2 separate regions of the Homo sapiens genome follow, and region 2 is linked to region 1. Evidence: read pairs that join two places in POLR2A ChIA-PET (ENCODE). Cell type or tissue: B cell. All regions are shown on one strand. Each heading gives the region's core, and the rest is flanking DNA. Links, peaks and the distances in the headings are about the cores only.

Region 1 (2,920 bases), core at 329-2,828:
CAGCTACTGGGGAGTCTGAGGCAGGAGAATCGCTTGAACCCGGGAGGCAGAGGTTGTGGTGAGCCGAGATCGCACCATTGCACTCCACCCTGCGCAACAGGTGCAAGACTCCATCTCAAAAAAAAAAAAAAAAAGAAAAAAAAAGAAAAAAGTTTTGAAAAGTTGAGGAGTAGAAAAATAACGGTGATTACTTCATAAGACTTGTGGGGATTAAATGAATCAATTCACTCAACAGAATAATGCCAGGCACATAGAAATGGTAGCTATTATTCATGGTTTTTTGTTTGTTTGTTTGTTTGTTTGTTTGAACACACCCCGAGAACTGTTGCCTAAGAAAGCCTTCCTGGGCATTGAGCTGAAGAGAGCTCAGCTCACAGGATTATTGGAAGGGACTTCAAGGGACCAGTAATATCCCAGGCCCTTTCCAGTCTGCCTTCCTAGACTAAGAAGTATAGGAGACTCTGCTGGAAAAGCCACCTTTTCTAGAGTTTGTATTATAGCAACTCAGGCTTCTTTGGGTATGTTGCTGATGCAAAGTAATATTGATATAGCAAGAAAAAAAAATCTGGCAGTGGAGTTTCCTCTTCCAGAGACAAGACAACAGCCTCCCTTTCTTCCCATAATTTCTCGTCCCTCCCCCAAGAGCTCCATGTGCTCCAGCTACAGCCACCTGCATCCCTTTCTTCATTAAGCTCATCCTCCCTGTCATAGCTCCTCTTCAGATATACTGCTCCCTCTGTCTGTATTGCCTGACCCTCTGGAAAACTCCACTTTCTCTGTGTAGCTCAGCTTTTCACCTCTCTGAGGCGCTCCCCAGCCCTAAATCATAAACTAGTAAATGGCAGAGCCGGGCCCTGCATAGGGTTTGTCTAATTCTAAAGTCTACATTGCTACTTCTGCTAAGTGTGTGCTCTTGGGCAACAAATACACTTAACCTGACAGGCTTCAGTGTCCACATAGACATCATAAGATGAAGGAATTAGACTTGATGATATCTAGGGTTCCCTTCAGTTGTGTTGTCTTAATCAAAAACAACAACAAAAACAATTGCTTACATTGTATATGGCTTTATAATGTCCTTTCCAAAACATTATCTCAGACAGGTGACTTTTGCTATTCTCTTGTCACAAGATAGCTCTATCCAATCACAGAGGAAAGTTCCTATATTCATTTCTTCTTTTCTTTTCTTTCGTTCTTTTTATTATTTTGAGACGGAGTCTCGTTCCGTTGCCCTGGCTGGAGTGCAATGGCACAATCTCGGCTCACTCTAACCTCCACCACCCGGGCTCAAGCAATTCTCCTGCCTCAGCCTCCAGAGCAGCTGGGATTACAGGCGCTTGCCACCATACCCGGCTATTTTTTGTATTTTTAGTAGAGATGGGGTTTCACCATGTTGGCCAGGCTGGTCTTGAACGCCTGACCTTGTGATCTGCCCACCTCAGCTTCCCAAAGTGCTGGGACTATAGGTGTGAGCCACCGCACCCAGCTTTTTTTTTTTTTTTTTTTTTTTTGAGACAGAGTCTCTCTGTGTCACCCAGCTGGAGTGCAGTGGTGCGATCTCGGCTCACTGCAACCTTCACCTCTCGGGTTCAAGTGATTCTCCCTCAGCCTCCCGAGTAGCTGGGATTACAGGCGCATGCCACCACACCTGGCTAATTTTTGTATTTTTAGTAGAATTGGGGTTTCGCCATGTTGGCCAGGCTGGTCTCAAACTCCTGACCTCAGATGATCCACCCACCTTGGCATCCCAAAGTGGTGGGATTATAGACATAAGCCACCATGGCCGGCCTCATTTCTTCCTTTCACCTGAGCTTGAAATTAGATCAAACTACTTTTCTTATGAATCAGAGACCAAGATAATGGGGTTACAAGTTACCAATCAGAAGGCCAGATGATTTCTGTTTTGACCAGTTCAACTTCCATGCAAACTGGTCAGCAGCAAGAACAATTTCTTGGATGACTCAATTACTCAGCATTCTTAATCACCCCTGAACTTGATCCTCTGCTTTTCTTTTTGTGTTTCTTCTCCAAATACCATGAAGAGGAAAAGGCAATGCCTTTTTCACATGGACCTTGTTTTGACTTTGTTTCCAAAGAGACCAACCTCCTTCTCCCCATCTAAACCAAGTCTTTGAGCCTGCCCTGGCCCCTTCTCTTTCTGAAACAGGTAATTCAAGCAAAAGGATTCAAAAGATAGACCTTGTCAATTTCAAATCTATTTCTCATCTAGACTACTTGTCTTCTCTATTTTGCAGCTAGCTGTATGTTTGAGATCTCATAAACTGAAATTATCCTGGGCTGTCACAATTTCAAGTATTTTTATTCTCTTTACATGAATGTGGTTGTTTAGTGAATTCATAATTGTAGCTTGCTTTTTATTATTTGTTTATATCCAATTCATTCTCCACCACACAAAAGATTTAAACTGCCTTACAAAAACGCACAGATTATAGGAGGAATAAATTTTAAGTAGGCAAGAAGAATAAAGCAAAGAGAAATTAAGAAGAAGATTTTAGTTTTCTGGGTTTTTGTTTTGTTTTGTTTCGTCTTTTTGAGACAGGGTCTTACTCTGTCACCCAGGCTAAAGTGGAGTGACATAACACTTATAGTTTTTATATTGTCATCACCACATCAAGCAATTAAGGTTCACAATAGGAAAAACTCATGATTCAACAAAAATGAAGAAACAACTCCTAATCTACTGTATACAAATAAGGTGTGCACTGGAGCTTATCAATTACAGTAAGCTCTTTTGTGGTTTCTTAGTGGAGCATTGTATAATGGAAAAACCATTGACTTTTTTTTTCAGGCAGCCACTGAATCAGAATAGGTTCAGAGAGACTCCTGAAAAACCACTGACTTTGAAATCAGATTCCCAACTTTGAATCCATGCATACTATGGTGATAATAATACCTACCT
Region 2 (2,920 bases), core at 149-2,648, 230 kb after region 1:
CTAAGAAAACAATTTTATTTATTTATAATAGCATTAGAACAAAATACTTATGGATAAATTGAACCAAAGAAATGCAAAACTTACACTCCAAAAACTTAAATAATTGTTGAAAGAAATTAAAGAATAAGTAAATGGAAAGAATCCAATGTTTATGGTCTGGAAAAGTTAATATTATTAAGATGGAAGTAGTCCTAAATTGATTTACAGATTGAATGCAGTCCCTATCAGAATTTCAGGTAGCTTCTTTACGTAAATTGACAAGTGAATCTTGAAATTCATATGGATGTTCAAGGGACTTAGAATCACGAAAACAATCTTGAAAAAGAACAGTGTTATAGGACTCACAGTTCTTCAATTTGAAAACTTACTGCAAAGCTACAGTAATCAAGAAAGTAAAATACTGGTGTAAAAAGAGACATAGGTTGATGGAATATAGCTGAAGTTCCAGAAATAAACCCTCACATGTATGTATGGTCAGTTGCCTTTCAGTGTGAAGACCATTTAAGATAGTCTTTTCGGCCGGGTGCAGTGGCTCACGCCTGTAATCCCAGCACTTTGGGAGGCCGAGGCGGGCGGATCACGAGGTCAGGAGATCGAGACCATCCTGGCTAACACGGTGAAACCCCATCTCTACTAAAAAAATACAAAAAAATTAGCCAGGCGTGGTGGCGGGTACCTGTAGTCCCAGCTAGTCGGGAGGCTGAGGCAGGAGAATGGCGTGAACCCAGGAGGCGGAGCTTGCAGTGAGCCAAGATTGCGCCACTGCACTCCAGCCTGGGCAACAGAGTGACTCTGTCTCAAAAAAAAGAATAGTCTTTTCAACACGTGCTGGGACAACAGGCTAGCAATAATAAAAAGAATGAAATTGGATACTTCCTCAAATCATACATAGAAATGAACTAAAAATGGGTCATAAACCTAAATGTAAGAGCTAAAACTATAAAGCACTTAGAAGAAAACATAGGAGTAAATCTTCATGACTCCGTGTTAGTTAGGCAAGGCCTTCAAAAAAAGCAACAAAAGCACAATCAACAAAAGAAAAAGTAGATAAGTTGGATTTAGTCAAAAGAAAGAACTTCTGAAATTTAAACCATCAAAAAAGTGAAAGGTCAATCGACAGATTGGGAGGAGATATTTGCAAATCATATCTTAAAAAGGATTTGTACCCAGACTATGTAAAGTACTCTTACAACTCAGTAATAAAAAGGCAACCCATTTTTAAAATGAGCAAAGGCTGTAAATCAGTAGTTCTTCAAATAAAATGTTCAAATGGCCAAAAGCTCATGAAAAATGCTCAACAGCACTAGCTGTCAAGGATATGCAAATCAAAACCACAAGGAAATAACACTTCATACTTACTAGGATGGCTATAATAAAAAAAAATAATAACGAGTTAGTGAAGATGTGGAGAAAGTGGAACCCTCAGACACTGTCAGTTAGAATATAAAATTGTGCAGCTCCTTTGGAAAACAGTTTCACAGCTCCTCAAAATGGCAAACCATATGAGTTACCATATGATACAGCAGTTGCACTCACGTATATACCTAAGAGAAATGATGTCCACATGAAAACTTGCACATGAATGTTCATAATAGCATTTGCATAATAGCCAAAAATACGGAAACAAATGTCTATCAGTCTATGAATTGAGGGCTGAGCGCAGTGGCGCACGCCTGTAATCCCAGCACTTTGGGAGGCTGAGGCCGGCAGATCACTTGAGGTCAGGAGTTCGAGACCAACCTGGCCAACATGGGGAAACCCCGTCTCTACTAAAAGAAATACAAAAATTAGCTGGGCGTGGTGGCACATGCCTGTAGTCCCAGCTACTTGGGAGGATGAGGCAGGAGAATCACTTGAACCCAGGGAGGCAGAGGTTGCAGTGAGCTGAGATTCTGCTGCTGCACTCCAGCCTGGGCAACAGAGCGAGACTCCATCTCAAAAACAAGAAAAAAAAATTATGAATTGATAAATAAAGTATGGTATATCCATACAATGGAATTTCATTTGGCAACAGAAAACAATGAAGTACTGATATATGTACAACACAGTTGAATCTTGAAACCACTCTAGAAGAGAAACCAGTTGTGAAGGAGCATAGATTGTATTATTCCATTTATATGAAATATCCAGAATAAGAAAATGTATAGAGACAGAAAGTAGATTAGTGGTTGCCTAGGGCTAAGGGGTTGAGATGGGGTTTCTTTTTGGGATATGAACATGTTCTAAAATTGATAGTGATGATGGTTGCACAACTTCATGAATATACTAAAAACCATTGAATTGTGTATTTAAATTGGTGTAATGTTTGGTTTGAGACTTATCTCAATAATTGTGAAATTATAGCATAGTGTGAAGATTAACACTATTCAAAGTCTATCATTTAGCAGGTGGAAGACCTAGGATGAAAACTCATAGCAGCCAGTATTTCCTGTTATCATAACAGAGGACTTTGCTATTTTTTTTTTTTTTTTTTTCGGTTTAACACAAATGAACTATTACCAGTTGTCTTTATTTAGGGGCGGTGTTACACAATACAATATAATTAAATGTATAATGAAAAAGACAATCCGCCTGCCTCAGCCTCCCAACGTGCTGGGATTACAGCCATGAGCCACTACACCCGGCCGAATTACGTTCCTTCTAATTAGCACTAGACTCTGCTATATTTAACAGAAAATAACAGAGGCTGAAACAGGTAAAGATTATTCTCTCATATGAAGTTATTAGGCTAGGCAAATCAGGCTAGCACTTTTGGAGGCCAAGGTGGGAGGATCACTTGGGACCAGGAGTTTGAGACTAGGCTGGGCAACATAGTGGGAGCCCATCTCTACAAAAAATAAAAATAAAAAATTAGCTAGATGTGGTGGCATGCCCCTGTAGCCTCAGCTACTCGAGGCTGAAGCAGGAGGATTGCTTGAGC

Evidence for each region. Peaks named below come from ENCODE experiments on the same cell type or tissue, not always from the same donor. Only the 100,000 strongest peaks of a DNase experiment are listed, where the experiment ranks them.
Region 2: POLR2A ChIA-PET joins it to region 1 with 12 read pairs; 7 of 35 experiments call an interaction of 5 or more read pairs at or near these places.

What each region holds. Positions count from the first base shown.
Region 1 is chr9:19,135,557-19,138,476 of GRCh38, forward strand. No RefSeq gene overlaps it. Among named protein-coding and RNA genes, the nearest start is that of PLIN2, 9.5 kb to the left of the region's middle. In B cell, for the core only: no CTCF peak of the experiment used is centred there; no DNase peak of the experiment used is centred there.
Region 2 is chr9:19,365,803-19,368,722 of GRCh38, forward strand. All of the region lies in intron 30 of DENND4C (DENN domain containing 4C), which reads left to right. Among named protein-coding and RNA genes, the nearest start is that of RPS6, 13 kb to the right of the region's middle. In B cell, for the core only: no CTCF peak of the experiment used is centred there; no DNase peak of the experiment used is centred there; H3K27ac peaks cover 286 bases.